2 separate regions of the Homo sapiens genome follow, and region 1 is linked to region 2. The links are chromatin loops, found by intact Hi-C in ENCODE. Cell type or tissue: IMR-90. All regions are shown on one strand. Each heading gives the region's core, and the rest is flanking DNA. Links, peaks and the distances in the headings are about the cores only. Region 1 holds the start of FAM200C (family with sequence similarity 200 member C). Region 2 holds the start of LOC124901124 (a long non-coding RNA gene).

The links. A loop is a pair of places that touch in the nucleus more often than their neighbours do. Peaks named below come from ENCODE experiments on the same cell type or tissue, not always from the same donor. Only the 100,000 strongest peaks of a DNase experiment are listed, where the experiment ranks them.
Region 1: a loop joins it to region 2, with 9 times the contacts of the local background. A loop is called at or near these places in 62 of 110 quality-filtered maps.

What each region holds. Positions count from the first base shown.
Region 1 is chr5:160,384,085-160,400,640 of GRCh38, forward strand. It overlaps FAM200C (family with sequence similarity 200 member C), which reads right to left and starts at 15,970. Exons shown (of 2, transcript NM_022090.5): 1 at 15,555-15,970; 2 at 9,064-11,455. The coding sequence starts at 11,406. The coding sequence ends at 9,622. RefSeq lists enhancers at 14,112-14,611, 14,931-15,616, 15,510-15,659. In IMR-90, for the core only: a CTCF peak has its summit at 7,195 (motif pointing left); no DNase peak of the experiment used is centred there.
Region 2 is chr5:160,012,671-160,029,226 of GRCh38, forward strand. The region is part of intron 2 of TTC1 (tetratricopeptide repeat domain 1); the gene reads left to right. It overlaps LOC124901124 (a long non-coding RNA gene), which reads left to right and starts at 1,989. Exons shown (of 2, transcript XR_007059025.1): 1 at 1,989-6,361; 2 at 10,927-14,866. RefSeq lists a silencer at 15,851-16,018. In IMR-90, for the core only: a CTCF peak has its summit at 9,345 (motif pointing right); DNase peaks (open chromatin) are centred at 8,531 and 9,391; H3K27ac peaks cover 1,495 bases.

The DNA of each region.
Region 1 (16,556 bases), core at 2,920-10,919, 370 kb after region 2:
TGGATCACTTGAGGTCAGGAGTTCGAGACCAGCCTGGCCAACATGGTGAAACCCCATCTCTACTAAAAATACAAAAATTACCCAGGCGTGGTGGCAGGTACCTGTAATCCCAGCTACTCGGGAGGCTGAGGCAGGAGAATTGCTTGGACCCGGGAGGTGGAGGTTGCAGTGAGCTGAGATCTCACCATTGCACCCTAGCCTAGACAACAAGAGCAAAACTATGTCTCAAAAAAAAAAAAAAAAAGGAATATGTTATAGCATTCAATAATACAGTAGGGAACCTATAGTTAACAGTAATTTATTGTATACTTCAAAATAGCTAGAAAAATTGTAATGCTCCCAACACAAAGAAAAATGTTTGAGGTGACAGATATTACAATACCCCGATTTGATCACGACATATTGTACACATGTGTAAAACTGTCACATGTACACCCCAAATATGTATAACTCTCAAATATCAGTTTAAAAAAAGAAAAAAAGATGACATACTCTGCGGATATCAGATGGCCTCTTTCCCCAAAATTCCCAATGACTGCCCAATAGGTCCATGTACAAGAGAGGCCATGCTGGCAAGGATGGAGACTTACATTTAGGCTCAACAACATGGACTTCCTCTCACCAAGTTTGATATGCTGAGTGCCTGACCTGCCAACAGCAGGGACCAACACTGAGCGCCTAACATAGGTACTTGGTGGCAGGTTGATTACAGTGGGCACTTTCTATTTACTGTCACTAGAAAAGATACATATTCTGGATATGACTTTGCCTTTATTATCTCTGCCAGCCTTATTAACTGTCATGGTATCATGCATCACATTACTTCTTATCAAAGATTAGCAAAGGGGTATGTATTAGTCTGCTTGGGCTGCCACAATAAAATGCCACAGACTAGGTGAATTAAACAACAGAAATTTATTCCTTACAGTGGAGGGTGTGAAGTCCAAGATCAAGGTACTGGCAAGGTAGGTTTCATTCTAAGGCCTCTTCTCTTGGCCTTGTAGGCAGCTGCCATCTTGCACAAATCTCTTGGTATCTCTTCTTCTTATAAGGGCACTAATCTCACGGGACCAGGGTCCTGCCCTCATGACCTCACCTAACCCTAACACCCTCCCAAAGGTCCCATCTCCAAGTACTGTCATATTGATGGGGGGTTAGGCCTTCAACATATGAATTTGGGGGGGAAACATTCAGTCCATAACAGAGTGTGGCAATAGACTGATGCCCATGGAATTTATTGGTTTTGTCATGTACTTCATCACCCAGAAGCATCTGCTTTGTTAGAATGATAGAATGATTTACTTAAGACTCAGTTACTTGCAACTGAGAGAAAATAACCTAAGAGGATTAGGTTCTATTTCACAGGATGCAGTATGTGCTTTGAATTGATAACCAAAGATATGTAACCCTAACTTCCAAGGTCAAAATATGAGCCCAGAAATCAAGGAGTGAAAGTGGGAGTGGCTCATTTTACTATTGCACCTAATAATCCACTCACAGAATTTGTGCTTCCCTTTGCTGCATCTGTGAACTGTTATTTTGGCAGTCTTGTTTCCCAAGAGAGGAATGCTTCCACCAGGGGATATAACAGTGGTTCTAGTGAATTGTAAGTTGAGACTGTCACTGATCATTTTGGGGTTGTGCTATGAGGATGAATTCCAGTGGGCCTGAAATTGGCCTCAGCTGTTTGCATAACACCAAATCCTGGTCAAGGCATAATATATCCTGATTAATAATATTGTTTTGTAACCTTATGTATGAGGAGTTTCAGGGTAGTTTGTACCAGTTTGTCAACACTGTTTATTGTAATAGTCAGATGAATGATTTATACCTGGAGACCTCTGTCCCTCCCGCTGTTCTCCTTCCTCCAGGGACACAAAAACTTGGTTGCTGGGGCTGGTTATGTGCCAAAAATACGCCTGTGTGAACAGCAGGGTGTAAGAAACCCCAGCTGAGGCTCCATTTTGAGCCCTCTGGTTCTGAGGTGTTCCATGCTCATACTGTTGGTCCCTGATCCAAGAGAGTGTGTCCCTACTGCCCTGTGTTAGTTTCCTATTGCCGCTCTAACACTTTACCACAAAATCAGTAGCTTAAAATGACATAAATTTATTATCTTACATTCTGTAGGTCAAAAGTCCAAAATCAGTCTTATGAATTAAGGTAAAGTTGTCAGTCAACAGGCTGATTCCTTCTGGAAATTCAAGTGGAGAATCTGTTCTTACCTTTTCCAAATTCTAGAGGCTGCCTGTATTCCTAGGCTGGTGGCCTCTTCTTTCATCTTCAAAGCTGGCAGAGTAGCATCTTCAAAACTGACTCCCTGACCTTTGCTTTTATCCTCACATCTTCTTTGATTCTCCTGTCTCCTTAAGAGAGGGACCCTTGTGACCACAATGGGCCCATTGGATAATCCAGGATAATCTTCCTATCTCAAGATATTTCACTTAATCACATTTTCGAAGTCTTTTTTTGCCATGTAAAGTAACATATGCACAGGTTTCAGGGATAAATATGCAGACACCTTTGAAGGACCATTTTTCTGCCTACCACAAGCCCTGACAGTTAGTGCTCAAAATTGTCCTCTCCAGACCTCTTCTTATGAGGCAGCCTTTGGGTATGATGCATATCTGTACTTTAATGCTGATACTATCCTATTTTCTTTTCCTGTAATAAATTATAGATTTGTCATTTTGGGTCCTATTATCTGGCAAATGAATTCTGTCCATCACCATTAGTACTGGGCTCATGTCACTGAACCAATACGCAAAGAGGGGGAATATTTTACTGGCTAGGGCAATCAATAATGATTACTAAGGAGAAATTGGGTTGCTGCTACACAATGGCAGCAAGAAAGACTATGTCTGGGACACCAGGGGATGCTCTGAATACACCTCTTAAAGCTTCCACGTCCAATAACAAATGTTAATAAAAAGTAATTCTTTTTATTTCTTTTTATTGCCTAATTGCCCTGGTTAGAATCTCCAAGTACAATGTTAAATAAAAGTGGTGGCTGGGAGCAGTGGCTCACATCTGTAATACTAGCACTCTGGGAGGCCAAGGCAGGCAGAATGCTCAAGCTCAGGAGTTTGAGACCAGCCTGGGCAACATGGCAAAATCCCATCTCTACAAACAATATAAACAATTAGCCTGCCATGGTGGTGTGTGCTTGTGGTTACAGCTACTCAGGAGGCTGAGGCAGGAGGATCGTTTGAGCCTGGGAGGTGGAGGCTGTAGTGAGCCATGATTGTGCCACTGCACTCTAGCCTGAACAACAGAGATAGGCCTTGTCTCAAAAAAACCAAACAAACAAGTGGTGAGAGTAGACAGTCTTGACTTTTCCTGATCTTATAGGGAAGGCTTTTTTTTTTAACCACTAAGTATGTTAGCTGTGGGTTTTTCATATTTTCATAAATGCTCATCAAGTTGAGGACATTTCCTTCTATTTCTAGTTTTTTTTTTTTTAATTAAAGGATATTGGATTTGTCAAGTGTTTTTTTTCCCGTCTGTTGAAATGATCATGTGGTTTCTTTTATTCTGTTAGTTTGATGTATCCTACTGGTTGACTTTCACATTGAACCAACCTTGCATTCTTGGAATAAATCTCACTTGGTCACAATGTATAATTTTTGTCACATGTTGCTGGATTGAGTTTGCCAGTATTTTATGGAGGATTTTTATAAGCATATTCATAAGGAATACTGGTCTGCAGTTTTCTTGTGATGTTATTTGTTTGGTTTGATATCATGGAATGAGGTAAGTGTTCCTCCCTTTTCATTTTTTTGGAAGAATTTGTGAAGGATTGGTGTTCTTTTAATATTTGTTAGAATTCATCAGATGACAGTGAATCCATCTGGCCCTGAGCCTTTCTCTGGTTCCTTGGATTTTTTTTGGATTACTGACTCAATCTTTTTACTTGTTATGGGTCTATTCAGGTTTCCTATTTTTTCTTGAGTCAGTTTTGGGAGTTTGTGCCTTTCTATTAATTTTTCTGTTTCATCTAGGTTATCTAATTTGTTGGTATGCAATTGTTCATAATATTTCCTTCTTTGATTCTGTAAGGTTGGTAGTAATGTCCCCTTTCATTCCTGTTTTTTCTAGGTCTAACTTAAGGTTTGTCAATTTTGTTAATATTTTCAAAGGACTAACTGTTGATTTCTATGATTTTCTCTATTGTTGGTGAGTTTCATTTATTTCCACTTTAATCTTTATTATTTCCTTCCTTCTGCTTGCTTTGGGTTTAGTTTGCTCTTATTTCTCTAGTTTCTTTAGGTGGAAGTTTAGGTTATTGACTTTTCTTTTTTTTTTTTGAGACAGAGTCTTGCCCTGTCACCTAGGCTGGAGTGCAATGGTGCGATCTCTGCTCACTGCAACCTCTGCCTCCTGGGTTCAAATGATTCTCCTGCCTCAGTCTCCCAAGTAGCTGGGATTACAGGTGCCTGCCACCACACCCAGCTAATTTTTTTATTTTTAGTAGAGATGGGTTTTCACCATGTTGGCCAGGCCGGTCTCAAACTCCTGACCTCGTGATCTGCCTGTCTCGGCCTCCCAAAGTGTTGGGATTACAGGCGTGAGCCACCATGCCCGGCTGACTTTTCTTTTTAATGTAAGCATTTACAGCTTACATTTGTTCTCCGCTAGAACAGAGGGAGAAGGTGGAATAGCTTTTGCTTGCTGGGTCTCCTGGCTTCCTTCTTTTTCCCATGCTGGATGCTTCTTCCTGCTCCTGCCGCCCTTGGACATCAGACTCCAGGTTCTTCAGCCTCTGGACTCTTGGATTTACACCAGTGGATTGCCAGGGGCTCTAGGGCCTTCAGCCACAGACTGAAGGCTGTATTGTTGGCTTCCCTAGTTTTGAGGCTTTCAGACTGAATCCCTACTGGCTTCTCTCATCCACACCTTGCAGATGGCCTATCGTGGGACTTCGCCTTGTGCATCATGTGAGCCAATTCTTTCTAATAAAATCCCTTTCACATATACATACATCCTATTCATTCTGTTCCTCTGGAGAACCCTAATACAGGTAGCAAAACCGACCACTGGAAGTCCAGACACATCCTATTAGTTTAGAATGTATAGCATCTTTCCTATTAATTCCAGCAAAAGTACTACAGCTAACTAATTAGCCAGTAGGGGGTAATATGGACTGATAGTGGGGGGAAAATAGTTCCTCAAGAAAAATCAGGGTGTTATTATTAAAAGAAGCAAGTGAATGAATGAATGCTAAGCAGGTCAAAACAAGATGATCAGACTGTCAGATCTCTTGATTCCTATACGCCAAGAACTACAAAGTTTATACAACTAATCAGTAGCTGAGACAGGACTCAATCCATTGCTGAAGTATGATAAGATTTACAGCAAATTTGTAAAACAAAAGTAAAATAATCTAAGGTCTCTCTTTATTCATAGAAGCACAAATCACAACACACAATAACCTTATACTGCCCTTCAAATTAACGTAGACTTTGAAAGCTTCATATTCGATGTTTCTAAATGCCTGGTAGATATTAAAGCCATGCTCATAGTATTTGATATAATTTGGTGCTAAAAAAAAAAACCTGTATACTATCCAGAGCTTTTTTTTTTTTTTTTTATATGGGTCTCTATTGCCCAGGCTGGAGTGCAGTGGCATAATCACAGCTCACTGTAGCCTCCACCTCCAGGGCTCAAGCGATCCTCCCAATTCAACCTCCCAAGTAGCTAGGACTATGAGGGCATGCCACCACACTGGGCTAATTTTTGTAAAGAAAGGGTGTCACTTTGTTGGCCAGGCTGGTCTTGAGCTCCTGGGCTCAAGTGATCCTCCTGCCATGGCCTCCCAAAGTGCCAGGATTACAGCTGTGAGCCACTGTGCCCAGCCTTTTTTTTTTTTTCAGACAAGGTCTCACTCTGTCACCCAGGCTGGAGTGCAGTGGCACCATCATGGCCTACTTCAGCCTCAACCTTTTGGGCTCAAGGAAACTTCCTGTCTCAGTCTCTTGAGTAGCTGGGACTACAGGCATGTGCTACCATGCCCAGCTAATTTTATTTTTTGTAGAGACGGGGTCTTGATATGTTGCTCACGCTAGTCTTGAACTCCTGGCCTCAACAGCCCTCCTGCCTCAGCTTCCCAAAGTGCTGGGATTACAGGTGTGAGCGACTGCACCCGGCCGCAGAGTCTATTTTTAAAAATTGAGGCTGGGCGCAGTGGCTCATGCTTGTAATCCCAGCACTTTGGGAGGCCAAGGCAGGTGGATCACTTGAGGTTAGGAGTTTGAGACCAGCCTGGCCAATATGGTGAAACCCTATCTCTACTAAAAATACAAAAATTAGCTGGACGCAGTGGTGGGCATCTGTAATCCCAGCTACTTGGGAGGCTGAGACAGGAGAATCTCTTGAACCCGGGAGTGGAGGTTGCAGTGAGCCGAGATCACGATCACACCACTGCACTCCAGCCTGGGTGACAGAATGAAACTCCGTCTCAAAAAAAAAAAAAAAAAAAAAATTGAGATATAATTCAAGTATCATCAAGTTCACTCTTTAAAAGTATAAGTTAGCCGGGTGCGGGGGCACATGCCTGTAACCCCAGCACTTTGGGAGGTCGAGGCGGGTGGATCACGAGGTCAGATCGAGACCATCCTGGCTAACATGGTGAAACCCCCTCTCTACTAAAAATACAAAAAAATTAGCTGGGCGTGGTGGCGGGTGCCTGTAGTCCCAGCTACTCAGGAGGCTGAGGCAGGAGAATGGCATGAACCCAGGAGGCGGAGCTTGCAGCGAGCCAAGACGGCGCCACTGAACTCCGGCCTGGGCGACAGAGCAAGACTCTGCTTCAAAAAAAAAAAAAAAAAAAAAAAAAGTGTAAGTCTATTTGGTTTTGCTTCCCATTGGCTCATGCCTGAAAATGCTGACCTATTATTTACTAACTTTCAGCAGTTTTTGGTGGCTTAGACAAACAGTGAGGATGTCAAAAATGCACACGCTTGTATTACAGAAAAAGTCATTGATATTTTCTTTCCCACCTGGGTTTCCCAGTGATTTCTTGCAGTCTCATGGTTACCGGCTCCAACAGAGTTCTGCCTGCCAGTTTTCAGTCCACAGAGGCTCAGGTAAGGAATTTTAAATTTGAGCCACTAGTACCTTTTCTAGAGATGTTTAAAATCAGCTATTTGGCAAAATCTGTAATGTGAGTAAAGTTGCTTTCTCATTCAAACCTATACAGAGAGTGACATCTGCTGGTCATGAAGATTATGTTTTTATTCTATTTTACTCCTTTTCAAAATTTATCAATGACTCTAAAATAAAACATAAGAAAAGTAATTATCTCTTCTTTGGGAAAAAAGAAACCAACACATGACTAAAAATTCCAATATATGTACCACTGTGGGACATTTTTAAACTAAAAAAAATTGAAATTCCTTCATTTTAGCAAACACTGCAGCTCTTTCATTTGATCAGGAGAAAATAAAATTGTTGTAGAATTTGAAAATGAATAAAAATCCTAGTTAGCCATTTCCTTAAAAATGTCCTTTGAGTTTTTGTTTCAGAGCAGCAATAACTAATTTAGTCTAAGACCTAATGAAAGACTGGCTATCAAAGGTCATTTAATCCTGGTCCTTCTATCATACTATTAAATCCTAGGTTTCATACATGCCCATGTCCCTATTCCTACCTCCTTCCTAACTTTAGAATTGCATACAGATTAAACTTTATATACACACATCTAGATTTTTTTTTTTTTTTTGAGATGGAGTCTCACTCTGTCACCTAGGCTGGGGTGCAGTGGCACAATCTCAGCTCACTGCAACCTGTGTCTCCTGGGTTCAAGCAATTCTTCCGTCTCAGCCTCCTGAGTAGCTGGGATTATAGGCGCATGTCACCATGCCTGGCTAATTTTTGTATTTTTAGTAGAGGTGGGGTTTCACCATTTTAGCCAGGCTGATTTCGAACTCCTGACCTAGTGATCCGCCCACCTTGGCCTCCCAAAGTGCTGGGATTACAGGCATGAGCCACCGCACCTGGCCTACACATCTAGATTTCCATATTAGCTTTGGAAATTTTTCTGTCTTTGATGTTAGATTGTAATAGGAAAATTAGGACCTATATTCTGTTACTACATTTTTCAGTGAAAAAAGGTGTGTATTTATACTTACTGATAAAATATAAACTTTGATTTGCGTACTAATGTGGCATCTAAATTTGGTAGTCAGGTTCCATTTCCCTTCAGGTTTATTTTTTATTTTTCAGTATTATAAAAGTGTTCTGATTAGCCACCTTATAAGTAAAACTTTTGGACATTCCTGATTCTTTCCACATGATAAATTTATAGAGGAAAAATTCTTAATCAAAGGGCTATAAATAACCAACAAAGAGACTAACATTAGTGTAATAATAATAAAAAATTGAGAGTAGTAGGAGATGGATATTTTATAAATTCAATCCTTACATATTATCTAGGGGAGTCAATATATAACTTTTAAAGCTGATTCAACTGCTATATGTCATGGTATGAACATACTACTTAAGAGATGTGGGTGGAACCACAAGAAATTACAGAAGAAATGGGTAATTGGGCAGGAAGGGGATTGTGGCTTTTCCTTATAGGACTCTCTATATCATTTTTTCCCAGCCTTGAGCATGTAGTACTTTGATAAAATATTAATGTTTAAAAATAGAAATGAAAATTTATTTAAATTAAAAAATATTTTGCCAAATTATCATCCAGAAAAAGTGTGCTAAGTTAGATTCCCATGGGGAATTTTTTGATGGTCTTGAATTACTCCATTGATTTCATGTCAATTTATTTATGATTTATACTCTGACATTTTGAACTTAGAAAAATACATATAAGATGTAATATAAGTGACAAAATTAGGGTAAAGGAAAAATAAGTATAGGAAAAATTGAACCCAGAGGACCCAAGAATCCAAGAATCCATCAGAACAGTCTGGAAAGCTGGTTATGAATGAGGATCCTTGACCTTATCACAGGCCTACTAATCACAATCTCTAGGGTAAGGCTCAGGAATCTCCTTTTCAGCAGCCTTGATAACTTGGAGTTCTGAAGTAATTTAAAGATGACAAACAGTGATTAATATATTAGGCTATTTATTAATATGATATTCATAGCACAGGAGCTAGGGGAATGGACATTGTGAGACTAACTCCAAAGAGTATATTTAAAAGTAAGTCTTACATAAGCCAGATCATTCCTTTTCCCATTATATTTCATAATCCTCTTCTGATTTCATTAACCTCTCCATAACAAAGACGGGCGAACTCAATCTTTCATTTTGCCTTTTTGACTTCTGGGATATCTTCTCTTTTCTCCTGGCTCAATTCCTAGCCTATTGCACCATTTAGCTGGATATTCTAGTGCTTAGGTATCTTTTTCATATACCACACGAACAGGTTAAACAGATACTTAGAATTGGGAAAATCTCATGATAGCAACTAGGCAGTAGTACTTAATCTTTTCTGCTGTGTTTTTATTCTCAAAACATATTTTCACATGCCTCATTCAAAATTAAAGTTCTTAAGTTTTTTAGACATAGAATTCAGTATATCATAAATATGAAAGAGACAGAATTACAGCTTAATTTTACAATGATATTAAGATTGAAATTATTCATTAAAAAAGTATATCAGCTTACAGTGACTTCTGCTGTAGCTGTAGCTTTTGTTCAATGATGTCCGAGAAACGAGGAACTTTTTTTGAAATAGCCACACGGATATCATCACTCAGATTAAAGCAGCTTCTGGACTTTGTTTTGAAATGTAAAAGTGATGAAAATCCCAACTCACAAAGGTATGTAGTTGCAAATGGCATAAGGATTTCTAGAGCTGTCTTTGCCAGGTTTGGAAATGCTGTGAATTGGGCACACCAGAAATCCTCAAGCTTCATTGTCTCAAATTCCATTAGGATTTGGCCACTAGCTCGTAATTCAGCAAGATCATTTTTCATTAAATAACTATCATCAACAAAATCGATATTAAAAAGAAATGGATCCAATATCCATTTACTTGCCTCATTAAGATCTCCAATGGAAAAATATCCATGGAAGAAGTTGCTCAATTGTTGCAGATGCAGTGTTATTTCAGCTGCAATGAATATGCCTTCATTATCTGAAACAATTATTTCTTCAAGAAAAGGAAAATTGGTAAAATTTCTTTTCTCAATTCGTTTTTGCCAAAATGGAAACTTCCTAACAAAAGCAGATAACTTCTCTCTAGCTGATACTGTGTTCATCCCAGTCCTCTGCATAGATGCACTGAGTTCATTTAAGTGTTTGAATAAATCTGCAAGGTATGCTAGGTGAATTTTAAACTCTTTATTTTCAAAGCCATCAACTAAATTACTGCTCTTGTGGTGAAGAAACTGATTTATTTCTTCATACATTTCAAAAATGTGAGTAAGTATTTGGCCTCGGGAAAGCCACCTCATTTCAGTATGGAAAAGGAGGACACTATATTCTATGCCAATTTCTTCAAAGAAAGCCTGAAATAGGCGATGATTTGGAGCTCTCCCTTTGATGAAATTTATTACCCTCACCACAGTAAACAGAGCATCCCTCAGTTTTGTAGGCAATGTCTTTATGACAAGTGCATGAGGATTCAATAAACAATGTGTAACTACGATATGAGGTATCTCTTTTTTCACGTAGGCAACAAACTCGGAATTTTCTCCTAGCATAGAGGAGGCACCATCAGTACAAACAGAGCCACATACATCAAGTGCTATCTTATGCTTCAGAAAGAAGTCTCTGAAGAGATTGAACACATCTATTCCTTTCATGGATAGCTGCAATGGTTCACAGAAGAGAAATTCTTCTACGATCTCTCTTTCTTTTATATAGCGCACAAATGCCATTAGCTGACTGCAGTCATCCATGTCAGTTGTCTCAGCAAGCTGAATACCCACTTTAAGAGGACTGGCTTTGATATCTTCTAGAACTTGCTGTAAGATATCCTGGCTCATTTCATCAATTCTAGAATGGATCACATCATCTGATAAGGGTACCTGCTGAAGCTTTTTTTGTGCATCTGGTCCCAAAACTATTTGTGCTATTTCCAGTGCACAAGGTTTCACTAACTTTTCAGCTACTGTATGAGGATTCTTCTCCTTGGCACATAAATACGCAAATTGATACGATGCTTGTAATAAAGTATCCTCATGAGATGCAACTCCAAATGCTTTCAAGGTTTCACTCTGATCAGATGGTGCTGGCATATGCTTCAGGCTATTGAGATCATGCCCAGCTACACCACCATGCTGTCTGTTAAAATGGTCTGACAGTTTTGATGGTCTGAGGTCAGCATTTGAAAATACTGAGTTACACAACACACACTGTGGACGCTGAGTTCCATCTACTTCCGTTGTACAGGTGAACCAGTAGCGAACATAGTCATCATCCCATTTGCGTTTCTTCGACATGGCACACAAAAATTCTCAGGTAGTATTCCAGAGATGCCACAGAATTTTGCTTTGGGAGTAAAATATAACCCACACATTAAAAACCAGTGGCTAACTGAATTAAAACAAAGCCACATCACATGCTATCTTGTATATGTCAAGATACAGCCTGCAGCATGTCAATTCGAAGTAAGCCATGACAGGATATAGTTCAACTTAAAGCTAGCAACTCATAGCTAATGCCCTGGAATAAATGATTTGCCAGCAAGTTATATATGGGAGATTTGAGCTTAGACAAGTTATGAACACCTGTAAGTCCTTTATTGGTGAATTATAGTTATGGCTTAACTTGTTTTCAATAATGTATGTTACAAACAAATCTAGCACATTTTGTATCCCTAGAAAGGGCATCTCACTACCACCACCTTCTTCCACTCAGCCCCAAAGATGTATGCATACCCTCAGTTAAGAATCACTGAATAAAGGAGCAATTCACTAAATAAGGAAGGGTGGATTCTGACATGGAGGTTAAAATAATTGTATACATTTATGGGGTACAAGCACAATTTTGTTATATGCATAGACCACATAGTGGCAAAGTGAGGGTTTTTAGGGTATCCGTCACCCAAATAACATACATTGTACTCATTATTTCTCATCTACTCCCTCCCACCCCACTCTTCCACCCCACCCTTCCAAGTCTCCTTTACCCATCACTCCATTATCCACGTCCATGTGTACACATTATTTAGCTACCATTTATGAGTGAGAACATGGTAGTTCTTTTTAATAGTTAAAGACTAAACAGGTCTGTAATACTATTTGAACCTTGAGCAGTTTTGACTCCAACTTAGGCAGAGAATTTCAAATAGGTCTTTAAGTCTGATTAAGCCACCCCTGATGCAAAGGTAGGCTACAAATTGGCTCAGAGCTTCCTTGCTGCTAAGTGTAACACACTATCAGTCCATGATTCATAGTGTCCATATAAAAAAGCAAAATGGTCGGGCGTGGTAGCTCATGCCTGTAATCCCAGCACTTTAGGAGGCTGAGGTGGGTGGACTGCCTGAGCTCAGGAGTTCGAGACCAGCCTGGGCAATATGGTGAAACCCCATCTCTACTAAAAATACAAAAAATTAGCTGGGCATGGTGGCATACGCCTGTAGTCCCAGCTACTAAGCCAAGATCATGCCACTGCACTCCAGCCTGGGCGACAGAGCAAGTCTCTGTGGAAAAAAAAAAAAAAAAAAAAAAGCAAAACAACTTGCTCAGGGGAAACACAACTATTCTTGTTACCGAGACTTCAGAAAAATCCCTCTCATAGGAGAACACTCTTAAGTAAAATAACGAATTTCATGATGCTTTTCCACCTAAATACCTCTAAGGGAAAGCAGTCAAGAACACACACATGCACATACACAAAATAAGCAGCATTCCTAAGGTTTGGTTTAACCCAAAGACAGGATGTAGAAGGCCCTACCCATAGAGATTCTGATTCTCCAGCTATGGAGTGGGGGCCTAGAATCTGTATTGTAAGTATTTTAGATAATTCTTATAAATAGTAACTAGAACAGTGATCTGTGACAAGAGACACCATATCATCACAATCACTGGGAAACCCTTTCAAAATATACACGTCCCTGCACTACCTTAGAACTAATACATATCTTCTCCAGAAGCAGAACAAAAGAATATGAAATAATGTTGTTCAGGCAGTCCTGAAACACAACCTGGTTAAGTAGTCAGGCTTAGGGGAATAAAAACGTATCCTTCAAACCAATCCTTAGCTAACAAATATTCTAGGTTTCTAAGTGAATGGTCCCAATGCTTTAATAGATATTTAAATTTTCTACATTTTCTGAGTTGATGACAGCCTCCTATGAAAGTTGAAACCTAAAATGAAAGCCATATCTTTTCTCTTTCTCTCCCTTTAGCAACGAGTAAAGGCATAATCCACAGGTAGGCTCAAATATACCTTAGAAAACATTCTATCTCCAAGATAAGTAAGTGATCCCCAAAGTTTCCAAAGTTCTGTGCCAGAGAATGTGGCTGAAATAAAGTAACAGGTACACATTTAAATCTGAATGCCCACTTTGGACATTAAAAGAAAAATCACAAGCCAAGAATATCCACTTAAAGCATTAGCTTTCAAGTGGATCTACCAAGATGAACTAGTTGTAAAGTGTACTCCAATAAAATAAGCTGAGCTGTTACAAGGTTGTTATGAGCCTGTTAAATTGGAGGATGTCTGCCAATCAAAAAAGACAACCTGAAGTTTAAAGAGCTGATCTTAAGACTTCTTTTGTCAAGTAATGAGACTACATGACCACTTTTGCTTAGAACCACTTCTAATTAATGACGATAAAATTATGACATTACCATAAATGCTTATTTTTCTGTATTCTATTAATGTATATTTATCATGTAATATTTGGGGAGGAAGAGGGAATAAAGGAAAATGTTTTTAGTCACATTAGAAATCATTACAAGAGGGGCCCTGCACGGTGGCTCACGCCTGCTACCCCAGCACTTTGGGAAGCCAAGGCGGGCAGATCACTTGAGGTCAGGAGTTCCAGACCAGCCAGGCCAACATAGTGAAACTCTGTCTCTACTAAAAATACAAAAATTAGCTGGGTGTGGTGGCGCATGCCTGTAGTCCCATCTACTCGGGAGGCTGAGGCAGGAGAATCGCTTGAACCCAGGGGGCAGAGGTTGCTGTGAGCTGAGATCATTGCAGTGAGCTGAGATCACGCCACTGCACTCCAGCCTGGGTGACACAGCCAGACTCTGTCTCAAAAAAAGGCTGGGTACGGTGGCTCATGTCCATAATCCCAGCACTTTGGGAGGCCGAGGAAGGCGGATCACCTGAGGTCAGGAGTTTGAGACTGGCCCTGCCAACTTGGCGAAACCTCGTCTCTACTAAAAATACAAAAATTAGCTGTGCATGGTGATCCCAGCTACTGGAGAGGCTGATGCAGGAGAATCGCTTGATCTGGGAGGCAGAGGTTGCAGTGAGCCGAGATGATGCCACTGCGCTCTCCAGACTGGGTGACGGAGTGAGACTCTGTCTCAAAAACAAAACAAACTGGAAATCATTACAAGATCTGTTAAGAGTCCATTCCTATCCACCTTGACTATGTCTCTCAAGTATATTTTAATTTAAAATTTATCTGTTTTGAACAGTTTTAGGAAAATCAATTTAAAGTATTCTTCTCCATAACCCTCAAAAAGGGAGAACAGGTGGCAAGAATTTTCAAGGGCCTCAAAGATGAACTTACTGCCCAAGAGGCTTGTGTTTTAGAACCTCACAATTTGCACTTGCGCTTTTGTGGTATTTAGGAATTACAATATCCTAAAAAACGTAAACATTAAAAAGCATCATGATAAGGAGATATTGTTAAACAGGCATGATAATGGTATTGTGGTTGTGTTTTTAAAAAGTCCTCATTTGTTAGATACAGACAATTATTTACAAGTGAAATAAGATGTCTGGGATTCCTTTGAAATACGTACTTCAGCACACTCACAAACATGCACAAAGCGGGGTGGAGATAAAAGAAATGACTGGCCTTAAGTTGGTAACTCTTGAAGCTGGATGATGGGTATACATCATTACACCGTTCTATTTTAATGTATTTTGGAAACTTTCCATAATAAAAAGATAAAAAGCATTATCTTAAGATAGATATCACTCATTTTAAGCATGATTCTTTTGAGAGATTATCTTCAGATGCTTAATGAAAGATCTGATATAACAAAGTAAAATGTTTTTGCAAGTTTATGAAGGGTAGATATGAAAAAGTATTACAAATGAGAAAAATCAGTTAAAAGTGAACACTCACAAAACAAATATTTAGGGAATGCTAATATATATATATTCCAGCAGTGAAAACACCAAAGTGCAGCTGTAAACCTAAAACTCCAAACCAAATACAATTCAACTTCTTTCTAGCCACTGCGTATGCAAGATCATGATAGGCGCAGGTGTCTGGGGAGGCAGAGCATTTAACCATTACATTTTACAGTTAAAATCAATAGCCAGGAGAATGGGGGCAGGAACTTGGTGGCTGGGCAGACGCTCCAGGGGCAAACGCCTGGGATCGTGGCTTTGTCACTTACAGGATGGGACCTTTCCAAGCCTCAGTTCCTCCAGAGGGGATAACAGTACCTACCTTACAGGGTTGTTAGGAGATTTAATTATAAGAATGCATGCAAATAACAAGCAGCTCTTAACTGATAGGACCTGATGGTGTTACTGTTAAGGACGGAGATTTTTACAGCCTCCCGGGTGAGATAAGAACGCCAGCTGCTAGGAAAAAAAAAAAAAAGACTCAGCGCGGTCTCCGCCCGCCCGTCTCCAAGCCTGAGGCGCAGGCCTATGGGATGCACGGGCTTCTTTTAGGCGCCCGTTTCAGGCTCCAGTCCCACTCTCCGCTCAGCCTAGGGCCCAGCCTCTGGCCGTCGGAACCAGTAGAGACGGCGGTTCCTCGGGTCCAACCCCCGGGCAGGAATCTGCGGTGCGCCTGGAGAGAGAAGCATCCGCAACAACCTCCGCCTCAGCCAGGCCCGGGTTCCATCCGGGTTCTCCAGGGTGCTTCCCGCCCGCAAACTGGGAGAGGCGTCTCCCACACGCAGGCGCAGTAGCAAAGGGCTGTGGGATGGGCTGGCTGGCTTGAGTATTGAGCATGCGCGCTAGCCCTTCCCAATTTTTTTTTTAAGATTGTGTACGTGGAACAAGAAATCGTTTGTTTATTGTGTCTGCCAGAGAGGATGAACTGTACAATTTCAGGAATGGAAGGGGCTGTAAACTCCACATAGTTCTTTTTAACATGCAGAGCACTTAAACTTTTATATTGTGTCGGGCTTTGAGCTTGGAGATAAAACGCCTGATAATTGCCATGTTCCATGTGGAATAAATGAGAGAAAAAGAGAAGGAAGCTCATTGTAATTTCAGATTAGACATTTCAGCAGTGGAGGATGAGCTTCCATAGCTTGTGTACTGTTGCCTATGCAAGCTGATCCCACTTTCCGTAAGTGGGAGCATAGGGATGAATTTCCATGTCATCATCATATATCTGAAATATTTTTATTTTAAATTCTTTCAACAACATGATTTCAAAGAAATAAACCCATATTAGAGAGGTTTTAGAGAAAAATCCCAAGTAGAAACTAGG
Region 2 (16,556 bases), core at 4,465-12,464:
GATAATTATTTTTATTGCCTGTAAGTTTAATATTCTAAGTAGAACAATACTTTTTTTCACTTTTTTCCTCCTTTTAAAAATTGAGATATAATTTAGTGAAACTGTATATCAGTTCTCATGTGTAGAATGCAGTGAGTTTGACAATTGTATACACCTGCATAGTTCACGTTTCTATCAAGATAGAGAACATTTCCATCATGTCAGAAACTCCATTTGTGTGCTTTATCAGTCATTCCTTTCCCAACCCTGCCAGTCTCTGGTTAACCACTCTTCTGATTCCTGTCCCATAGGTGGTTTTTTCCTGTTCCAGACATTCATATAAACATAATCATACAGTAGTATTCATGTTTAAAACATAAATATTTTCTATTCATTTATATATCAGTCTAAGTGTTTTCATAGCTAATTTGAAAATTTGTAAGAATATCTCATAACAGTAACATACTGCAGTGCTAGTCTTATTATTTAGAGAAATGTAAGCCACTGACTCTACTTTAAGGAAACAACCTATAAGAGTGCAGATTGCCTTCAGCTAACTGTGGTACTACTCTTATTAGGTGTTTGTATGCTATTTTGATAAATATCTTTCCAAAATTTTCAAGAAGCCAGCGAAACAGATTGAAGAAATGTCTTCTACATATATGGTTTGGCTTTAATAGCTCATCAGAAACAGGATAGTGTTATATTTGAATCTTTTAAAATAAAGTTCAGATAGTTCAACAATGACTAAAAAAAAAAAATGGCCAAAAAATGTGAAAAGACTCAGCCTCATTAATAATGATGAAAAGTACAGGCTGGGCGTGGTGGCTCATGCCTGTAATCCTAGCACTTTGGGAGGCTGAGGCGGGCGGATCATGAGGTCAGGAATTCGAGACCAGCCTGACCAACATGATGGAACCCCATCTCTACTAAAAATACAAAAATTAACTGGACGTGGTGGTGTGCGCCTGTAATCCCAGCTACTTGGGAGGCTGCGGCAGGAGAATCGCTTGAACCTGGGAGATGGAGGTTATAGTGAGCTGAGATCAGGCCTCTGCACTCCAGCCTGGGTGACAGAGCAAGACTCTGTCTCAAAAAAAAAAAAAAAAATACTAACTAAAACATTATGTCTCATCTATCAGATCAGAATATTGATCTGATGTTGACAAGGAGAGGATGTTGGAACTCATATACTAATATTGAGAATTTAAATTGTTATGTCACTTCATGGGATGCAGATACCAAATTTTTATGTGACCATTTCTTTAGATAGGGCTATCAATAGACTCTTCTACAAGGATAGGAATGTTCTACATCCTGCACCATGCAGTATGGTAGCTGCTGACTACATCAGGCTATTGAGCACTTGAAATGTGGCTATTACGGCTGAGGAACTGAATTTTATTGTAATTAATTTAAATAGTCATACGGGATGGCTCACACCTATAATCCCAGCACTCTGGGAGGCTGAGGCAGGCAGATCACCTAAGGTCAGGAGTTCGACCCGAGACCAGCCTGGCCAACATAGTGAAACCCCATCTCTACCAAAAATTAAAAAATTAGCCAGGCCTGGTGGCGGGCTCCTGTAATCGCAACTACTCAGGAGGATGAGGCAGGAGAATTGCTTGAACCCAGGAGGTCGAGGTTGCAGTGAGCCGAGATTGGGCCATTGCACTCCAGCCTGGGAGACAAGAGCAAAACTCCGTCTCAGAAAATAAATAAATAGTCACATGGGCCAGGCATAGTGGCTCATTCCTATAATCCCAGCACTTGGGAGGCTGAGGCTGGAGGATCACTTGAGCCCAGGAGTTTGAGACCAGCCTGGGCAACATAGTGAGACCCTGTCTTTCCAAAAAAAAAAAAATTTTTTTTTAATTAAAATTTTTTAAAAAGCCTTTAAAAATAAAAATAATCACGTGTGGCACAAGCCTGTAGCCCCACCACTCAGGAGGCTGAGGTGGGAGGATCCCTGGAGCCTGGGAAGTCAAGGCTGCAGTGAGCCATGATCACGCCACTGCACCCCAGCCTGTGCAACAGAGTGAGACCTTGTCTCAAAATGAATAAATAAATAATTTTAAAATCGTCACATGTGGCTAGTAAGTACCATATTGGACATGACAGCATTAACGCTGATTCTCTTGTAGCCATTTATTTCAAGGAAATTATTAGAAATATACACAAATGTATATACATAGATGTGTTGCAGCATCATTCATAATTTTGGAAAGCTAGACAATGTTAAACAGGGTATTTGTAGTATAGTAAATTTATTTGGTCTTTGTCCCTGGTTCCTGTTACAGAGCCACTAGAACCCTTGGAATTTTCTGATAGTGTAGTGTATTTTTTTGTTATTCTTAATGTACCCCTTTTGATAACACCTGAGTTCATCCTAATGAGATAACTTTTAGGATCTGGCCTATCTATAGCCTAAGGAAGGATGGGGCCAGTCACCAAAAAGACTAAGTGATTAGAGTTTTAGAGGGTTGGAACTTTTGGCACCACCTACCAAAATCCAGGAAAGGAGGAGGGCAAGTGCTGGAGATTAAGCTCCATTAAAGCTTTTTTCTTCTTGTGTTTTGAGCCAAGTCTCGCTCTGTTGCCCAGGCTGGAGTGCAGAGGTGCGATCATAGTTCACTGGAGGCTTCAACCTCCTGGGCTCAAGCAATCCTCCTACATCAATGTCCCAAGTGGCTGGGACCACAGGCGCCTTCCACCACACCTTGCTAAATTTTTTTGTGTTTGAAATGAAGTCTTACTATGTTGCCCAGGCTGGTCTCGAACTCCTGGACTCAAGCAATATTCCCATCTCAGCTTCCCACAGTGCTAGGATTACAGGTGTGAGCTGCTGCGCCTGGCCTATAAAAACTCTTGAACTAGAAATCTGATGAGCTTCCAGGTTGATGAGCACATGGAAGTGTTAAGAGGGTAGCACCCAGAGAGGGCGTGGCAGCTCTGCACCCCTTCTCCCTCTACCTTTCCCTGTGTGTCTCTTCACCTGGCTGTTCTATATCATTCATAATGTCCTTTGTAATAAACTACTAAGTGTAAGTAAAGTGTTTCCCAGAGTTCTGTGAGCCATTCTAGCAAATTATTGAACCCACAGAGAGGGTGGTAAGAACCCTGTGCTAACCATTCAGTCGGAATCATAGGTCACAACCTGGGACTTGTGATTAGTGTCTGAAGTGGGGCCAGGCTTATGAGACTAAACTCTTAACCTGTGGGATCAGACACTGTCTACCTGGAGATAGTGACAGAACTGAATTGAATTATAGGACACTCCGTTGGTGTCCATTGGAGAATTGTTTAGTGTGGAAAACACTCTCATCTGGTGTCAGACCTATTGGGAGGGTATAGTAGGAGAGAAAAATGTGTTCTTCCCAGAGTATTACTTAAATTTTGTTGTTATATTTATGTAGTATACAATGCAGTTGTTAAAGGTAAATCTTGGCCGGGTGCAGTGGCTCATGCCTATAATCCCAGCACTTTGGGAGGCCAAGGTGGGCAGACCACTCAAGACCAGGAATTCAAGACCAGCCTGGCCAACATGGTGAAACCCCATCTCTACTAAAAATACAAAAATTAGCCAGGTATGGCGGTGCACACCTATAGTCCCAGCTACTTAGAAGGCTGAGGCACGAGAATTGCTTGAACCTAGGAGGCGGAGGTTGCAGAGAGCCGAGATCACGCCACTGCACTCCAGCCTGGGTGACAGAATGAGACTCTGTCTCAATAAATAAATAAATAATTTAAAAAATTTTTTTAAAAAGATGAATCGTAGGTATTGACCTGGGAAGCTGCCTGTAATATAATGTCAAATTAATTAATCAGGTTATACAACAGTGATGATTTCTTTTAAGGCTATGTGAAAATATGTTTATACATACAAATTTGAAGGATATACACCAAAGTATAAGCAGTAAGTAACTTTGAGAGGTATGATTATTAGGGAATTTTAATTTATATGTAATGCAATTTTGTAATATTTGCTTTTTTTTTCAGTAAGCCTGTATTACATTATTCCATTTTAAGAATATAAATAAATAAAAATTGATTACTTTACAACCAAACTGTGTGCCCTACCACAAAAGCACATGAAGCTGACCCCTGATGATTTGGGAAAGAAGTGCTATTCCGTACAGGGTCTATGTAGTATTAAAGGTTTCTTGTTGGACACAACCAAATAATAGTAGCCAAAGTCTGTTAATCAAGCTAACTTCACTTGTCCTGTGGCTGGGAAGATAATTCACGCTCAAGTGTAGTGTCACTTCTCAGCAGGACTCATAAATCAAGAATAATTGAGGAGGAAAGCAGTTAAGATTTGGTAAAAACAGGAAAAGCTCTCAGAGAGTATAGTGTATTCGTGTGTTTATTTCAGCAGTAAATCTTAACTATTTGTGAAAGCTTAAATGTAGATATAACTACCCACAGGAATGGAATTTTAGCTAACATTTGAGATGTACTAGGTATGTGAAGCAAATAACTGGTTCTGAGAGGCTTGGCTAAGGTGAAGGACAAATGTAGCAGCAGAAGAGAATTGCAATAATAACATTATGATACAAAAATTCTATCTTAGTGTGTTGGAGCTGCTATAACAAAATACCTTAGACTGGATAACTTATAAATAATAGAAATTTATTGCTCATAATTCTGGAGGCTGAGAAGTCCAAGATCAAGGTGCCAGCAATTTTAGTGTCTGGTGAGGGCCTCTTCCTTACAGATGGCACCATTTGTGTCCCTACATGGCAGCAGGGGCAGGGCAGCTCCCTTCAACCTCTTTTATTAGGACACTAATCCATTCATGAGGTTGGAACCCTTATGACTTAATCACATCCCAAAAGGACGCACCTCTTAATACCAACACAATGGGGATTATTTCAACATGAATTTTGGAGGGACACATTCAGACCATAGCAAGTGTTTATAGTATTAGGACCTATGGCACATACTGCAGAATGCTAGTATTGATTCCATAAGAAAATCGCCTTTTATGGACTGCTTGTCACAGTGCAGTTTCTTAGGTCTCATGTGTAAATTTCCTAGGTAATTCATATGCACATGCTGAGGCTTGAGGACCACTGTCACAGGTTTTGCACAATCTTCCTTCATTAAATAGCTGTTGAATGAATAGCATCTTTTTCTCCCCCATGAGAGCCAATAATTGGCCTTATAAGTTACAGAAATTTTTTTCTCACATTTATTCAAGTAATATTTACATTTCTTCCACCCACTAGACATTGTTTGAGGCCCTGAGGGATACAGTGGTGAACAAGACAGGGTTTCTGTTCTCTCATTGGAGAATTAGGACAAAATGTTAACATGAAGGATGGGTTGGGTTGGAAGGATGGTGCTATGGTTTGAATGTTTTCCTCCAAAATTCATGTTGAACTTAATCCTCAATGTGTAGTATTAAGAGGTGGAGCCTTTAGAAGGTGATTAGAAGAATTAGTATCCTTATAAAGTATACCAATAAAAGACTTGAGGGAACCTGTTGGGCCCTTCTACTCCCCTTCCACAAAGTGAGGATGCAGAAAGAAGGCACCATATTGAAGCAAAGAACAAGCCCCTTACCAGACGCGAAATCTGCTGGTGCCTTGATCTTGGAATTTCCAGCCCCTAGAGCTGTGCAAAATAAATTTCTATTATTTATAAATTACTGAGTCTGTTATTTTGTTATAGCAACCTGACTAAGACAGGTGGAGAGGACTGCTTTAGATTGGCTGGTCAGGAAAGCCTCTCTGGAGAGGTGGCCTCTCAACAGAGACTTAGGGGAGGGTGGCACTGGGAGCAGCCAAATGTGTGACCGTCTGAGAGGGAAGCATTGCAGACAAAGAGAGCAGTTGAATAAAGCCCTAAAGTAACAACAAGTTTGGTGTTTTGGCATGTTCAAGGAATGGAAGAGCCGATGGCTGAAGCATGATGATTAAGGAAGAGAGTGGGCTGATAGTAGGCAAGGGTCTGATTATGGAATAGTTCCTAAGCCGTAGTAAAGAACTTGAAGTTTTTTCCAAGTGCAGAAGGAAACAGATGGATAATTTTAAGCCAGGGAGAGACGGAAGTTATTTACATTTTAATAAGAGAATTCAGTTCTTATACAGAGAATGGAGGGGTATGAGGATGGAGGAGGGACATGAATAGAACATTTGAGCCCAATTAGGCTCTAATGCAGTAGCCCAGTGAAGATGATAGTAGCTTGAACTGTGGATCTGAAGAGAAGTGTATGATTTTGGGATATATTTCAGAGGTAAAGCAGACCACACATTGCAGTGGATTCGATTGGCGGGATGGAGTGAGACGTTAGAATGATTCCTTGTCTTCAGCTACTGGATGGATGGTGTGGCCTTTATTAATATGAAGAAGATGAAGGAACTTTGAACTTATCCAGGTTCTGGTGATTTAATTCTTTCCTGCAAACAAACATTTTTTATTTGTAAGCCAAAATGCAGATTTAGTCATTTCAATGGGTTTGCTCCCTTTCACTAGTGGTTTGCAAATGGTATTCATTTACATGTACACATAAGGGATCCAAAAGTCTGTTGCTTGGTGAACATGGATTCAGAATGCCTGGTATCTGGGATTTTAAAACATTAGGCTCTGAAAGTTTTAAGGATTATTCTTTAAGGTCATTTTCTCTTTAGGAACCATTATCAAAGCTTAGAAGTTTCAGTTTAGAACAGATGTTATATTTCAGTCTCTTCCCTCTGTCATTTTTCCTAAATTCCACATTACTTAATCTTTTGGATTTCCATGTTTCTGCCACCCTATTGCACCATTTTCATAATCTAATTAATGTTGTGGCTGTGGATGTGTTTGCAGGGAATACTCTCGATTGCTTCCAAAAAGTTCTCAGTAACTTCTTCCATAGTGGCCTGCATAGTCCTGTTAACGTCATGAGCAACCTTTCTGATTTTGTTGTTTCCCTTTTCTTTCATTCTTTTTTTTTTTTTTTTTTTTTTTGAGATGGATATTCCCTCTCTGTTGCCCAAGCTGGAGTGCAGCGGTGCGATCTCTGCTCACTGCAACCTCCGCCTCCCGGATTCAAGCGATTCTCTCTCTGCCTCCCGAGTAGCTGGGGCTACAGGCGTGTGCCACCACACCCAGCTAATTTTTGTATTTTTACTAGAGACTGGGTTTCACCATATTGGCCAGGCTGGTCTCGAACTCACATCATGATCCACCCACCTCGGCCTCCCAAAGTTCTGGGATTATAGGCATGAGCCACTGTGCCCTGCCTCCTGCCTCCCTTTTCTTTCATTTCTTGTTTTCTTTTTGTTGTTGTTGTTTTCTGTTTGTTTATTTTGAGACAGAGTCTTGCCCTGTCGCCCAGACTGGAGTACAGTGGCATGATCTTGGTTCACTGCAACCTCTGCCTCCCAGGTTCAAGTGATTCTCCTGCCTCAGCCTCCCAAGTAGCTGGGATTACAGGTGCCCACCACCACACCCAGCTAATTTTTGTATTTTTAGTAGAGACGGAGTTTCACCATGTTGGCCAGGCTGGTCTCGAACTCCTGACCTCAAGTGATCCGCCCGCCCCAGCCTCCTTTTCTTTCATTTCTAATAGGCATCCTTTGGAACTAAGGTGGTCAGTTTTACCAACTTCTTAGAGTTACCACTGTTGAACTTAATGCTGTCTACAAACGATTAAATCAAATCCTAGAAGGAGCTTAGATTTCTGATCCCAAGTTTGTTTATTTTTATTTTTGTAGAGGCCCTTTCACTTGGCCTCCCAAAGTGCTGGGATTACAGGAATGAACCACCCTGCCTGGCCTGATGCTAAGTTTAAACCAGTGGAAATAAGGGTTGCTTGCTCTAAAACAGGGGTCGTCAACCCCCGGCCATGTACTGATACCAGTCTGTGGCCTGTAAGGAACCCAGCCACACAGCAGGAAGTGAGCAGCAGGCTAGTGAGCGAAGCTTCATCTGTATTTACAGCCACTTCCCATCGCTTGCATTACTGTCTGAGCTCCACCTCATGTCATATCCATGGTAGCATTAGATTCTCGTAGGCTTGTGAACCCTGTTGTGAATTGCACATGCAAGGGATCTGTGTTGCCTGCTCCTTACAAGAATCTAATGCCTGATAGTCTATCACTGTCTCTCATCACCCCCAGGTAGGACCGTCTAGTTGCAGGAAAACAAGCTTAGGGCTCCCACTGATTCTACATTATGGTGAATTGTATAACTATTTGATTATATATTACAGTTTAATAATTATAAAGTACACAATAAATGTAATGTGCTTGAATCATTATGAACACCCCCTTCCCCAAGACCCTAGTCCGTGGAAAAATAGTTCCCCACAAGAGCAGTCCCTGGTGCCAAAAAGGGTAGGGACCGCTGCTCTAAAACATTTGGAAGTTAGTGAGGTGTGTTTACATTATTTGCTGGCAGAAAAGTTAAAATGACGTTCAGTATTTCCTGTGTTTATTAAGAAAGGTCACTTTGTGTAGATCAGTGGTTTCCAGACTTTATTGTGTCTAAGCATCACAGGAAATGTATTAACCATGCACAGCCTGAGAAGTGTCTGACACCACACACCTGTGAGGCAACAACCAGGCATCTGTTTTGTTAGCAAGCCTCCCAGGTAATTTTGATATAGGAAGAACTGTGGCCACACCATGGGAAACAGATCCAGATGGACACAGATGACTAAGCTTCCAAAACAAGAAGTATTGACCTAACCCGTACATTGACTGCATCCAACATCGGAAGAACTGAATAGGAGGTTTTCTTTTACCTACATCCGTTGATCAAGGTCTAAAAACAACTTGTTGGGCCGAATTTAAGCAGTCCTGACATAGAAAATTTATTTCTGTTAAAGATTGAGTTTTGGGAAATAGAATTTTCTGATTTAAGAAACAAGGGACTATTTCCAAGATTAATTCCTCATAGATCAGTCATTTTTTTCCTCAGAAGGATAACACCTACTGAGAGGCAGGTTCTAACTGTGGCTTAGATCCAAAGATCCTCCCTCATGCCTCCCTAGAGGACCTGTAAAGGTGACTTGTGGAAAGAACAGATATGTCTTTATGTATGTAAAGCAAGTGATATCTGATTTCAAAGAAGACAAAACCAAAAGCTTATTTTTTTAATGATAAGGAATTCCCTTCAAAATAATTATAGAACTGATGTCCCTAGCCCTTCCAGTATTTGCATTCCAAGTGTAGTTTTCTTGTCCCACCTAGATAAGACTAAAGCAGAAAGTTTTGTTGCATGTGCCTCCACTTTCCAGCAGTTGAGCAAGTATGTACCTCTCTTTACGCTCTCTTTTACTCCAGCTATTGATCTCTGGGTACTGTGATCCCTGGGTACTGTGCTTGGCATAAAGTGTATGCCGTTTTATTTTGTAGCAATTACTTCACAAAACTGCAGAGGGCAGCAGAGAGCTGCTGATAGATTTATAATATGGACATAAGCTTGCCGGAGTGAGAGTCTTGGTTTTCCCCCTGTTTGTCTGTTGAGCACATGCTTACCATAGGATTATTTAAATATGAGATTATTTTTTAAATGTATTTCATGCAAGTTTTTAACTATTTAATAATGATAGATGGGGTATACACTTATAAGCTCAAAGTCAAGTGTGTTTATGTTGTATTCACTGACCTAAAGTAAAAGAAATACCCTACTCAGCCACTGCATTGTAGTCTGCTGAAGAGTGGTTTATTTATAAGGGACTAGAGAAGCACTTTCTAACATTTTGCCATGCTACCCAGGATTTTAAATTATATCAGTTGAAGTTCTCTAGCTTGGATTTTTGGGTTTTTTGGAGGGTGGTTTTTTTGTTGTCAATTAAAAAATTATATTCAAGCTACTTCTAATATTTTAAGAAAGTGAATCAATCCATTTGAAGCTCTTAGCACAATGTTTGGCACATAATAAGTATTATGAGTTTTAGCTCATTGAATGAGTTACACAGCCATGGAATCAGGCATCTAATATAGTATAGGTAATTAAGCAGATAGGGGTACTATGTTAGTAAATAGGAAATTACAAGGTAAGATTATAGCCAAGTCATGGATATTTGCTTTACAGGAAGACTCTTCACTTAGCAATAGTAGCATACCATTTCCATTTTTCATCCTAACTAGTATTTACAGTAATTTGTCTTCTTTATAGAATATCTTCTTTATGTAAAGAAGTTTATAATATTTAAATCCTTGATTTGCTAATTTTATTCAGAAAGGACACTTGTAATAGTTTCCACCTTTATTTCTTTGTTAGTTAAATGAAAATTAACCCACATATGCTACAGATTCGGGGTAATTCTAGAAATTGAGTTATTCATTCAGCAGACATTTGTTAGTACCTGCAATTAATAGACAAAATTGGCCGGGTGCAGTGGCTCACGCCTGTAATCCCAACACTTTGGGAGGCCGAGGTGGGCGGATCACCTGAGGTCAAGTTTAAGACCAGCCTGACCAACAAGGTGAAACCCCATCTCTACTAAAAATACAAAAAAAATAGCAGGGCCTGGTGGTGTGCGCCTATAATCCCAGCTACTCAGGAGGCTGAGGCAGGAGAATCACTTGAACCCGGTAGGCGGAGGTTGCAATGAACTGAGATTGCATCACTGCACTCCAGCCTGGGCAACAGAACAAAACACTGTCTCAAAAAAAAAAAAAAAATTAGGCAAAATTGGTTTTCTTTCTTTTTTTTTTTTTTGGAAATAGAGTTTTGCTCTGTTGCCCAGGCTGGAGTGCAGTGACGCAATCATGGCTCATTGTAACCTCTACCTCTGGGGCTCAAGTGATCCTTCCCCCTCAGCCTCCCAAATAGCTGGGACTACAGGCATAAGCCACCACGCCCAGCTAATTTTTTTTATTTTTAGGAGAGACACGGTCTTGCTGTGTTGCCCAGGCTGAAGTTTTCTTGAAGAATATGGTTTTCTCTGTCAAGAAACTTATAATTCAGCTAGGGAGACATGTAACTCTGCTTACCTTTTTATTTTAGGTAGTTTCGTGTTTTATCACGAAACAGATCCAGATGGACACAGGTGACTAAGCTTCCAAATACAAGGCTCAATGGGGACAAAGCCGTGTGCACAAGGCATGTCACATGTTGCCTAATCTTTCCACTCCTATGTGCTTCTTCTTGTGCTTCTTCTTTTTCTTCTTCTTTGCTGCCTTGCTGTCTTTTGATGTGTGCCTTGCCCTCTTGCCTGTATCATTCTCAGAGTCTGAGCTGTCAGAGTCAGATGACTTCCAATTCTTTTTCTTCTCCTCCTTTCTTTTTCTAGAAGGATTCCTTGTGGGGTCAGGCTTCTCAAACTCTGCTGACTTTGCCTCTTCCTTTTCCTCTTCCTCATCAGGTATCAGAGAGTATTTGGTCCCACCTGGTTGCATGAAACAATCTTTTGCAAAGTGGCCTTTACAGCCACACTTCTTGCAGGTAGTGTTCAATCAATATACTCTGGTTAGCATGTAAGTGTGGGGGGATGGGCAATGGGTAGAGCCTTCTCTGTGCTGTGTACATAGCACAGTGCCTACACATTCTGTGCCATAAGTATGTTGAAAAACTCTCATTACTGAGGTAGGGGTTTAATGTCCTTACTGGAGACTATATTTAGCTCTTGAAAGATAAAAATTATTTCCCAGGTGGAGAGTTCTATTTTAACTTTTTATTTTTGAAATAACATTTTTCAGAAAGTAGCAAAAAATAGATTCCAGCTTCCCTTAATTTTAACAGCTTACATATCCATAGTGCAGTTATCAAAACCAGGAAATAAACATTATTACAACACTATAAACTGCAGACCTTATTCAGATTTCATCACATTTTCCATGAACATCATCTTTTCTGTTCCAGGATCCACTGCATTTAGTTTTCATGTTGCCTTAGTTTTCTCTAGTTGATGACAGTTCCTTTATCTTTTTTAAGAGAGACAGAGTAGCCCAAGCTGGAGCACAGTGGCATAATGATAGCTTACTGCAGCCTCAAACTTACGGGCTCAAGTGATCCTCCTGCCTCAGCCTCCCTCATAGCTGGGAATACAGGGGCTTGCCATCACACCCAGCTAAATTTTTTTTTTTTTTTCAGGATATGGGGTTTTGCTTTGTTGCCCCGGTTGGTCTCAAACTCGTGCTCAAGTGATGCTACCACCTCAAGAGTAACAGTAATAATAATAGAACAGCCTAAGTCCTGTGGTCCAAGCCCTTGATTCAGTGAGGAAGAGGTTTGTTTTTGTTTTGTTTTGCTTTGTTTTTTTGAAACCAGGTCTTGCTCTGTCCCCCAGGCTGGGGTGCAGTGGCACGATTCCATAATTCCACTGTAGCCTCAAATTCCTGGGCTCCAGTGATCCTCCCACCTCAGCCTCCAGAGTAGCTGGGACTGCAGGCATGAGCCATCATGCCCAGCTAATTTTTGTATTTTTATTTTTATTTTTTTGTTTTGTTTGTTTTTGAGACGAAGTCTCACTCTGTCACCCAGGCTGAAGTGCAGTGGTGCAATCTCAGCCCACTGCAACCTCTGCCTCCCAGGTTCTGGTGATTCTCCTGCCTCAGCCTCCCAAGTAGCTGGGATTACAGGCGCCTGCCACCACACCTGGCTAATTTTTATATTTTTAATAGAGATGGGGTTTGACCATGTTGGCCAGGCTGGTCTCGAACTCCTGACCTCAGGCAATCCACCTGCCTTGGCCTCCCAAAGTGCTGGGATACAGGTATGAGCCACCGCACCTGGCCTAATTTTTGTTTTTTAGTAGAGACGGGGTTTTGCCATGTTGCCCATGCTGGTCTCAAACTCTTGAGCTCAAGCAATCCACCCTCCTTGGCCTCCCAAAGTGCTGGGATTACAGGTATGGGCTACCACACCAAGTGAGATTTATTTTTAACATAGGTCTCGAAATGACTATAGGTCAGAGCTCTGGAACTGAATAACATGTTTTGGAGCAGTGTCATCCCCTTTTCAAATGCCCTAGTTCTTGACACCAAGGGAATTAAAAGTGACTTTTTCTTTAGAACTATGAAGCATATAAGTTCTGTGAGTTCACCTTTTTGCAGCAGCTTCTGTGCATTACTCAGTTCTACTTCCTGCAAACAATTCTTTATTTCCACACCTGTGGAAGACAGTATGGTCTTGTAGTTAAGAGGATGAACTTTGTTGTTTTGTTTTGTTTTGCTTTGCTTTGCTTTGTTTTATTTAAAAGATAGGGTCTAGCTTCGTTGCCAGTGCAACTCCTGGGCTCAAGCGATTCTCCCACCTCAGTCCCTCAAGTACTTGGGACTATAGATGTGCACCACCTCACCTAAAAATATGAACTTGGAAATGTTAGATCTGTCCTAGCTCTATCATTTAACTTGGCGTAAAGTGGGATCATAAGGATTAAATGATTAGCAGGTAAAAGCAATCCGGAACTGTTAACTATAGCTAGTAAGTCAGAATTCGGTGAGCATAGACCATAAAATATTTCAGGTCTAGAATAGAACTTAGAAGAGCTCTTTAAAAATCATTTTTAGATACTTGGTTTTCTAAAGGTTGCAAGCATACATTCCACAGTGTTATAGAAGTATGACAACCTCAATTATTTAGCTCCTTCAAGTTATGAAGAAAAGTTGTTTGGCTAGGGATGTCGGGGTGAGAGAATTTAGAAAGGAGTACACTGGAAGCTTCTGAGGTTCTGGCAGTGTTCTCTATCTTAATTTGTATAGTAGTTTTGTGAATGTATATTTTGCAACAGTGTACTAAGCTGTACATTTCTGTATGTTTTTCCATATGTATTGTACCTCTGGTTGTTTAAAGAATTTCTGATATTGGGGTATTGAAATCTTCAACTAATGTTGTATTGTCTGTTGCTCCTCTGAATTCAGTCAGTTTTTCCTTTATATATTTTATGGTTCTGCTGTTAGATACGAATACACTTATAGTTGTTATATTTTCCCAATTTGTTGACCTTTTTACCGTTATGAAATATCCCCTTTTTTGGTCTCCAGTAATGTATCTTGTCTTAAAGCCTGTTTTGTCTGATAGCACTTCAGCTACTTAAGGTTGCTGTTTACACAGTATCTTTTTTTTATACTTTTATTTTCAACCTGTATATGTCTTTGAATGTAAAGTATGCATCCTATAGTCAACATATAATTGAATCTTTTTAAATCCAGTGTGATAATCTCTGCTCTTTGAGTTGTTTAGTCCATTCATATTTTATCTGCTTGTTGATATGTTTGGATTTACATTAGTCATTTGTCTTTTACAAGTCTCATGTGTTCTTTATTCCTGTTTTTTACTGCCTCTTTTTGTATTAGATAATATTTTCTGCATGCTATTTTAATACTTTGGATTTTATTAACTATGCTTACTTTTTAGCTATTTTCTTAGTGGTTGCTGTAGGAATTGTAATGCACATCTTTTTATAGTCTACTTTAGTTTTTCGGGATTCTTTTTTTTTTTTCTTTTTCTTTTTTTGAGACAGGGTCTCACTTTGTTGCCCAGGCTGGAGTACAGGGGTGCAATCATGGATCACTGCGGCCTCCACCTCCCTGGGCTCAGGTGATCCTCCCACCTCAGCCTCCTGAGTAGCTGGACTACAGGTGCACACCACCATGCCCAGCTAATTTTTGTATTTTTTGTACAGATGGGGTTTTGCCGTGTTGCCTAAGCTGTTCTCAAACTCCTGAGTTCAAGCGATCTGCCTACCTTGGCCTCCCAAAGTGCTGAAATTACTGGCAGGAGCCACTGTGCCCAGCCCTACTTTAGTTTAATAGTACCTAATTTCAGTGAAATATATTGATAGAAGCTTTGCTTTAGCATAGCTCCATTTCCTCTCCTCCACTTCGAACTATCGTTGTCATGTACATTTTATCAATATATGTTGTAAACCTAACCACTGAGTGTCATAATTACAGCTTTTTATAATCTTTTGTCTTTTAAAGAAATTAAAGAAGAGAGAAAATAATATTAGAGTCTTATATCTGCTTACCGTTTCTGATGTTCTTCATTTCCTCCTGTGGTTTTGAGTGACCATCTACTGTCATTTCCTCCAGCCTGAAGGACTTTAATATATTTGTGAGGCAGGTTTCACAGCAGTAAATTTTCTTTGTTCATTGTGAAAGTCTTTATTTTTCCTTCATCTTGAGGTAGTTTTGTTAAATGTATAATCTTTGTTGAAAATTTTTCTCATTCACATTTTAAGTATATCATTACACTGCCTTCTGGCCTCCACTGTTCTGGTGAGAAGTCAGAAATTAATAGTCTTGTTCTCTTCTATCATTTTTCTCTTGTGGCTTTCACATTTTCTCTTTGTCTTTTTCTCTCACCACTCTGATACTCTGGTGTCTTCAGATGTAGATCTTCTATTCTACTTGAGGTTCACTGAGATGAGCTTCTTGGATCTTTAGATTAACATTTTTCATCAAAATTTTAAAGTTATCAGCCTTGGCCGGGCGCGGTGGCTCATGCCTTTAATCCCAGCACTTTGAGGGGCCGAGGCGAGTGGATCACGAGGTCAGGAGATCGAGACCATCCTGGCTAACATTGTGAAACTCTGTCTCTACTAAAAGTACAAAAAATTGGCCTGGTGTGGTGGCAGTTGCCTGTAGTCCCAGCTACTCGGGAGGCTGAGGCAGGAGAATGGCGTGAACCCGGGAGGCGGAGCTTGCAGTGAGCCAAGATCACACCACTGCACTCCAGCATAGGCGACAGAGCAAGACTCCGTCTCAAAAAAAAAAAAAAAAAAAGTTATCAGCCTTTATTTCTTCAGATATTTGTTCTGTTCTTCTCTTTCTTCCCTTCTTCTGGGTCTTCCATTCATGTCAAGAGGGCCCTGTTCATTTTTCTTCAGTCTTTTTGTTTTCATTCTTTGGCTTGGATAATTTCTTTCGATACAACTTCAAGTTTACTTATTCTTTTTATTTTTATTTTGAAGCAAGGTCGCACTCTGTCACCTAGGCTATAGTGCAGTGGCACAATCATGGCCTCAACTTCCTGGGCTCAAGCGATCCTCCCACCTCAGCCTCCAGAGTAGCTGAAACCACAGGTGCGCACCACCACACATGGCTAATTTTTTTGGCTTTTTGCTAGAAACAGGGTTTCGCCATGTTGCCCAGAATGGTCTAAACTCCTGACTCAGCCAGTTCGCCCACCTCGACCTCCCAAAGTACTGGGATTACAGGTGTGAGCTACTGCCCCTGGCCTGCCCAGTTTTGTGGTTGGCTTTAGGGAAAAGGATTTGACAACCTCCTTACTTCACCACATCAGAAATTCCACCTATTTTTGAACTGTATAAATAATTTTTTTAATTTTCAAAAAATCAGAAAAGATGAGAAAAAAACTAAGCCTTAAAATTGACCATAAACAGAAACAAGTTAACATAACAATCATGAATAGATTATATAGAAAAGATAATTCCATTAACTTTGGACACAGACTCTTGACTGCAACAAAACCTTGAACTTTACATAGTAGGTTCATTGTTGGTAATGATATTTGTATAGTAATTTTGGAACTCTTGTTTCTTGTAGGATAGAGCAAATTAGTAAAGTGGCTATTCTGAGAACCAGAGTTTTCACTGTGGAGGAATGTGAGGAAGAATCCTGGGTTGTTGGATTTCACTTGTATGTGTTCTTTTGACTCATAAGGGTTTCATT